2 separate regions of the Homo sapiens genome follow, and region 2 is linked to region 1. A link is an interaction called in ENCODE POLR2A ChIA-PET data of the cell type or tissue named here. Cell type or tissue: Panc1. All regions are shown on one strand.

Region 1 (4,000 bases):
CATTCTGGCTGCCACATGTTAAATGGTACATGTTAAAGGTAAAAGCTGAAAGAGTATATAGAACCTTTAACATTTATTCATGCTTTAAAGTTCAAAGCCATGTACATATTTATTAAAGCTTTCTGGCCCTGCTTTGAGTCATCATCAAAGTTATTTTTTCCCAGGTAATTTGATGTAGACTTAATCATCTTATGGTTATGAAACACAGTTTATATACACCCTCATGGCTTCCTCTTCTTACACCCACCCCAGACTTGTGTCTGTCTTTTCTCATAGCACTAAATGATGTCCCATGCTACATATTTAATAAAATGAGAAAATCTTTAGGCCTTTCTTTCTTAAACTGGATTTGAACATTTAGTTAAATGCATGTTCCTTTAATTTGGTTTGAGCATCTTTATAATGCATAATTGATTTTTAAATGTTTAAATAGTCACTATCCGAAGCCCAAACAATAGTTGATTTCTGAGCATTATAGAATTTGATTCTTCCCAATTAATTAGAATATATGTGGTTTTTGTCATTCATCTGTAAACTTATTTTTGAAGTAGTCTCAGGTTTTTTTCTTTGTACTGTAGCAATTATTAAAATAAGATGTCATTGATTAGCATTTACCAATCAATGAGAGAAGGATGAAAGTATTTCATGGCTCTAACCAAAGATGATAACCTCTTGGATTCAATTAGTTGGTGAGCCATTGCAATTTTCTCTTGGGGTCCCTGTATTTGAACTTTCTAAGACATTCTCTGATTCTTATCACCCCAAATATTGTCTAGTCTGTCTTAATAAAAGCATAATAGCTATTATAGCTGTGTTGAGACAGTTTAGACATCTATTTTTGCTTTTATCTTGATGTTTAAAACAAATACTTCATGAAGTACTGAGGCTGCACCTGCATTGAAACCACCCTGGATAACCTAAGGATTAAAAGTACTCCCTGATGGAAGAATGTCTTCCCCTTGGACTATAGTATTGGTTTTATATGAAGGAGGCAGCTTTTATAAGTAAGGGTTCTCAGTTTTTTATTCTCACATTCATATTCAGAAAACCTATGGATTTATAAAAGCACTGTCTCTGGTTTTCTTGTGTTACAGCTGTTGAGATAATTTCACTTATTTATTCAACAAATACCCATTAAGCATCTGTTTTCAGTCAGTTACTGGCACATAAGGATGTAATAACGAACAAAATGCATAGTCCTTACTCTCAAGTAGGTTAAAGCCTAATGAAAGGAACAGAGAAGATAAAGCCTAATGAGAGTATAGGACTGGTGAGAGGAAAGGTAAGCAAGTCAAGTCAAGGGAGCAGGCTGATGCTAAATCATGCAGGGTCATATAGGCCTTGTTTTAAGGATTTGGGTCTTCATTCTAAAAGCAGGGGCAAGTTAAGGTTTGTGCAGAAGGAGAAGGGAAATGATATGATCAAATACTCATTTTGGCAGAGTCACTCTTCTATTCTATGAAGAATGCCTTGAAGGCATGCTAGAATTGATACAGTGAGAAAAGTATTTCAGTAGTAAAGGTGAGAGAATGTTAACTTGACCCTCAGCAGAGTGATGATGGAGCTAATTAACATGGATTCAAGAATTATTTAGGGCTGGATGAGGTAGCTCACACCTGTAATCACACCACTTTGGGTAGCTGGGGCATGTGGATCACCTGAGGTCAAGAGTTCGAGACCAGCCTGGGCAACGTGGTGAAACTCCATCTCTACTAAAAATACAAAAATAGGCCAGGCGCAGTGGCTCACGCCTGTAATCCCAGCACTTTGGGAGGCTGAGGTGGGTGGATCACCTGAGGTCGGGAGTTCGAGACCAGACTGACCAACATGGAGAAACCCCTGTCTACTAAAAATACAGAATTAGCTGGGTATGGTGGTGCATGCCTGTAATCCCAGCTACTCGGGAGGCTGAGGCAGGAGAATCACTTGAACACTTGAACCTGGGAGCCAAGATTGCACCATTGCACTCCAGCCTGGGCAACAAAAGCAAAGCTCTGTCTTAAAAAAAACAAAAAAAAAAGCCAGGTTTTGTGGCAGGTGCCTGTAATCCCAGCTACTCAGGAGGCTGAGAGAGTAGACTCCATTGAACCTGGGAGGTGGAGGTTGCAGTAAGCCAAGATTGCACCATTGCACTTCAGCCCGGGCGACAGAGCGAAACTTCATCTCAAAAAATAAAAAATAAAAAGATTTATTTAGGAGATAAAATTAACAACTTATTCTACAATAGTTTTAGAGATAACATTTTTTATCTGACTCACCAAACAATAGAGATAACATCTTATAGTACTTAACTGAAATTCCTGCTAAGAAAAATTAATCTATTTTATCTTTTGTGCTAAAAATAGATGGTTTTAAAGTAACCATTTATTATTGCCAGTGGTGATAACCTTGCCTAAAAACGTGCAGTTACTTATTTCTTACTCTCTCCTGTTAGTGACCAAGAATTTAAGTGAGAAAAGATCAGCCAAATCATCTGAAATGTCTCCAGTGCCTATGAGGTCAGCTGGCCAAACAACTAAAGCCCACTTGCATCAACCCCACAGAGTAAGCCAGGTGCTTCAGGTGCCAGCTGTTAATTTGCACCCCATCAGGAAGAAGGGACAAACAAAAGACCCTGCACTGAGTGAGTATTCACCATTAATATTACATCCGTTTACCTGAAATTTCCAGGGGAGTTAGAGTGAAAAATAATTACAGATGTTCAGGAGATAAGCTGTTGTAGGTTGTGTAATATAATCGTCACTTTATGAATCAAAAATGTTGATTTCATTTTGCCTATAGATGTTTGCTGACAGCATACGTGTTTTAAATGCCAACATTGAATTTCCTATAATACTGAAATCTGTCGATCAATAGAAAATTTACAGCAATACATTTTGGGTACCAAGGGCTTACTGCATTCAGAGGTGTATTTAATGAAATATCCAATACAGATGCAACCTACAAAAACTGTGGAAATGAAGTTGCTTATTCCAAAAATGACTATACGTTGTTTTTTGTCTTTAAAGACCCCTTCTGAAAACGTGGTTGGGAAACAAGAGAATATAACTTTTATAAAATATAGACCACACTTTTTTTTTCTGTTAGGCCATATAGTCATTATTCATATTACTTTTATTTGTTGTTTTGACAGTATCACTATTTTAGCCTTTTAGATGAGAACCTAGATTAGATTTGGTTCCTAGCATGATTACTTAGGCTGTACATTATATGTAGTATATGTTTAGTAGAACTTTGTTCATTTAATTTGTTATTGTTTGAGATACAAAGTTGAATAAGAAATTCCCCCTCCTTGACCAGATTTTCAGTCTGGTGATGTAGACACTCACACAGGTAACTTCAATATAATGTGTCTTCTTCTTATGCCAGGGGTATATGCAGAACATATAAAAGAACAAAACAAGAGCTTTTAACTTAGACAGAGGTAAGATAGGGCTTCAGAAGAAGGCTTTTTGGAAATAACATCTAAGCAGCCTAAAAGATTGGTGACGAAGAAGATAATTAGGCAAAAGTTCCAGAGAAGTTGCTTCAGGCTGAGGAAACAGCTTGGTATGTGCAAGAAACTACAAGCACTTTGCTGACGCTGAGTGGAAATTGCATGCAGTGTTGACAGACAATAATAATTAAAGCTGACACTTGGAGAGCACTTACTGGTGCCAGGCATGGTTCAAATTGTGCTTTACTAATTTTATATATCAGTCTTCATAGTAATGCCACAAGATAAGTGGTATTTTACCCTCATTCTACAAAGGAAGCATAGAGGCTAAAGGAAGGCTGACTGGCTTTAAATCTTTGCCTTTAACCACTGTACTAAACAGCTTCCAAGATGCAGAGAATGAAGACAGGTATGCTGAAATTACAATGTGCCATGCCAAAGGAAAAAGTTAACATTGAGAAGCCATTGAAGAGATTTGAACAAGAGAAGGTTACGGTTCAAATTATGTTTGAGAAGGACTGTAGTGAGGATCACAGCAGGACTGGAGATAGAGAGCTCAGATGG
Region 2 (4,000 bases), 95 kb before region 1:
ACAAAATAAGGTGCTAGTCTTCCTCTCTTTCTTCAGCATAGCGTCTGCACAGACATGGAGCCAGCCAGCTCTTCCTAAAAGAACATCTGGAAAGAATGATTTCCATGGCAGCATTATGGATTGGGGTTTTTAATTTGAAGGGATTCCCTTTGCTGTGACATCTTTATGTATTTTCTTTCCATCTAGTCTTTTGTTCTGGGATTGTATAGTGGGTGGTAGGATGATGTGACACGCTAGAATCTACTTTTTCATTTTAGGCTCACACATTACTAATGTAGCAGGCGGTTCTTTCTCATTGCTACTTCTCTGATTATATCACGTTCTCCATTCTCTTTCAGTGCTCCATGTTTTGTTTAGATCCAGAGCATATTAGAGAGTTAATGTACATTTGTCAATGCAGCTCAATAAGAGGTGATTATTAGGACACCACATCACTTACCAACTTTGTGGTGATATACTGAAAAATGGCTGGATGCTTTTACTTGACCATGGGTGTGACCTCTTAAGGTATTATTGCAAGTGTGTTTCGCTTTTATGGAGTGTGTGTGTATGTGTGTCTTATTCATCAAGCCATTCCTGTAGTAAGAAATAGGTCCATGCCCCCACCTCCTCATGAGAAACTAGAGGACTTTGGTACAAACATGTGATTGCTTAGTTCTCTTCATGGAGCACCAGTAAACAAAAAGTTTAAATATTTATTCAAGTCAAACTAAAGGAGGTGTAAGCACTATTGTTGGATCAATCATTAGGAGAATTTAGAATTTGAACTGTTTAAGTGAAAGTCACTGTTTGATGAAGAAGCTTGTTAACATTGTGAACTTTATTTTGTATTTGTGGGCTTGATAAATCCTGATTGTTTTTAATATGGTATTTCATAAGTACTTTCAGAATGAAATAATGAATGAATAAACAGACTTTTGTTACTTCTAAACTCAGGAAGTTTGCAAATGGGATCTTTGATAATCTTATTTGTATATAAGACAGTGAATGCTGATCACACTACTACTGAGAAGTTTGGATCCCCACCTCTAAGAATCTTCAGCTTTTCAATATTGCTTCTCTTCTCTCTTTATTTACAGCCCCAAATACTCTGAACAGGTGTATATTCTTTGTGATTCTTTCTACCTTAAAAACAAAAGAAGACTTTCTGTTTTTGTTTACGAGTATCTAACATCCTTTAGGAGAATACTCCTCCTTTATCTTCTAGGAAATAATATGGAATTCTTGATAGGTTTTTGTACCTAGTTAGAAGGTATTGAGTCCACAAATAGACAAAAAGCATAGAAGTGATACAACTAAAACTAGGACAAATGCCAAGTTAGAGCAGATTTTGTTTTAATTTTGTGAAGAAATGCTTATTGTAGAAATGTAAAATATATAGAAGAGTATGAAGAAGGAAATGAATTTGCTGTCATCCTCAAAACTGGAGATAGCTACTGTCACTTAAAATTTTTTTAATGTACCATGGTCCCTCAGTATCCATGGGGGCTTGGTTTCAGGACCCCCTGCAGATACTAAAATTCGAGGATGTTCGAGTCCCTTTTATAAAATGGTGTAGTATTTTTGTGTAATCTATGCACATCCTTCCATATACAGTCATGTGTTGCGTAATGACAGACCACATAAATGACATCAGATTTTGCTGCCTGTTTTTACTGTACGTTTTCTGTGTTTAGATACACAAATACTTACCATTGTGTTACAGTTGCCTGCATTATTCAGTAGAGTAACATGCTGAGCAGGTTCATAGCCTGGGAACCATAGGCTGTACCATGTAGCCTAGGTGTATAGTAGGCTATACCGTCTAGGTTTCTGTAGCTACACTCAGTGATGTTTGCCCAAGGATGAAATTGCCTAATGACACATTCCTCAGAATGTACCCCAGTTGTTAAGCAATGCATGACTGTATTTTGAATCATTTCTAGATTACTTATAATACCTAATACAGTGTAAATGCAGTGTAGATAGTTGCTATACTGAAATTTGTAGTTTTTTTTATTGTTGTAGTGGTTTTTTGTTTTTGGTTTTTTAGGTTTTATTTGAGACGGTCTCGCTGTCAACTAGACTAGAATGCAGTGGAATGATCACAGCTCATTGCAGCTTTGACCTCCCAACTCAAGGGATCCTCTCACCTCAGCCTCCTGAGTAGCTGGGATTATAGGCACATGCCTCCACACCCAGCTAACTTTGTTTTTTTTTGTAGAGACGGAGTTTCATCATGTTTTTCAGGTTGGTCTTGAACTCGTGGGCTCCAGCAATAGCCTGCCTCGGCCTCCCAAACTGTTGGGATTACAGATGTAATCACCACCACCCCCAGCCTCTACTGTTATTTTTAATGGGATTTTCCCAAAATATTTTCTGTCTGCAGTTTCTTCAATCTGCAGGTACAGAACCCATGGACACAGAGGGCTGACTGTATATATCTTTTGATTAATTTAAATATTTTAATTAATTTAGATGATGCTGAATGTTTAGTTATGTATCCTTGTGTTTGTGTTTCTCATGCAGTTAAATTTTTTCCAAAACATTACTTTCAATATTAATATAATGCTGTATGAGTGTAACGAAGTATTCTCACGTGGCTTCCAATTTTTCTCCTATTACAAACAACTTTTAGGGAAAAATCTGTACATGACTGATTATTTCCTTAGGATTGAGTTACAGAAATTACTGGGTTAAAGGTATGAAAATTATTTTAAGTTTCTACATGAATATTGGTAACTTCTCAATAGGCATTTTAAAATTGTCTTTATTATTCACTATGTATAAAATGCTTGAGTACTGAGAGGACCAGAGCAGGGCATGCCCCTCTGGTTGTCTGGGGCAGTTCTTCCTCCCTTAATGGTGTGACACTAATTCAGACAGATTTGCCCAGGGAACCAGAATTAGGAAGACTTTTTATCATACTTGAAATATTTTATGGAGTAATTGCTAAAGAAGGAGCTTTTGATAATTGTTTAAAGCAACTCAGATACTAATGTATACCAGTGGTCTAAGACTGATTATGACAGTGTTCCAGTTGGAAGGGGAATAACAACTACTCAGACATAGCAAACAAATTAATGCTGACCTAACGTTATTACCTTTTAGTTTGATTTGGTATGTGTTTATTAAGTGTGCTATCTTGTGTATGTGGCTTTTACAGTGCTAGAAAATGTAGTATTTAAAAGTAGAGAAGGGACGTAATGGTCATCTTTATGAACAAGGGATATAAAGGAACCCAGGAATTCACAGATAGTTTTAAATGAGAGTTCATTTTTTATCATTTATATATGTTACTCTCTTTTTGAAGAAAATTAATACGCTGTTTGAAACTTTAGGTTTGCATATACTTGAGTAACTATATACAAAATGTATCCTTTTGTGCAGGTATGAAGATGCTTGATACGCAGTGTAGACGGAAAGCAGAAGCATAGTGGTGCCTTTTATTGTTCTTTCAATTTCACTGATTCTAATTATAGAAGCTTACATCACCTTGGTTGATGATGACGGTTTCTCTCTCCTTCTTGGTTTTTCTTCCTCTATTACTCCCTAAGGGTGGATCATATTTCATAGTGCATGTGTGTCCAGCTGGTGGCTGTGACAGATTTTCAACAAAAATGGGGGTGATCAGTTAGTGGATATATATGACAGTATGCTGAAGCACACTGTTTCTTACAAGAGAATAAAAGAGCGTTGGTACTCTTGCCTCCCCTCCTTCATGAAGGCTGAGGAATAGGTATGCAGTTTGAAAGCAGAAGTCCTAAGGGGCACCAGTAATTAGAGTTAACTGTGTCTGATAACTGCAAAGATGCATTTCAGATGTTCATGTTAAACATGGGGGAAAACGGGTGGAAAAGATTGTTATGATCCTTTGAAAGGGCTTGTATGTTACCTATGATCATTTCAGTCATTTATTCATTTATTTTCCAAAAGACTTAAAGTGTTTTCACTATGTAAATCAGTACAATTTAAGTTTATATTTCAAAAACCAAATATAACTAAAATACAGAAATGAATA

What was found. Peaks named below come from ENCODE experiments on the same cell type or tissue, not always from the same donor. Only the 100,000 strongest peaks of a DNase experiment are listed, where the experiment ranks them.
Region 2: POLR2A ChIA-PET joins it to region 1 with 9 read pairs; 2 of 35 experiments call an interaction of 5 or more read pairs at or near these places.

What each region holds. Positions count from the first base shown.
Region 1 is chr5:131,440,972-131,444,971 of GRCh38, reverse strand. RAPGEF6 (Rap guanine nucleotide exchange factor 6) reads left to right here. Exons shown (of 28, transcript NM_016340.6): 23 at 2,435-2,623. Among named protein-coding and RNA genes, the nearest start is that of CDC42SE2, 180 kb to the right of the region's middle. In Panc1, no CTCF peak of the experiment used is centred here; no DNase peak of the experiment used is centred here.
Region 2 is chr5:131,536,129-131,540,128 of GRCh38, reverse strand. All of the region lies in intron 6 of RAPGEF6 (Rap guanine nucleotide exchange factor 6), which reads left to right. Among named protein-coding and RNA genes, the nearest start is that of RAPGEF6, 97 kb to the left of the region's middle. RefSeq lists an enhancer at 3,354-3,583 and a silencer at 3,339-3,633. In Panc1, no CTCF peak of the experiment used is centred here; a DNase peak (open chromatin) is centred at 1,859.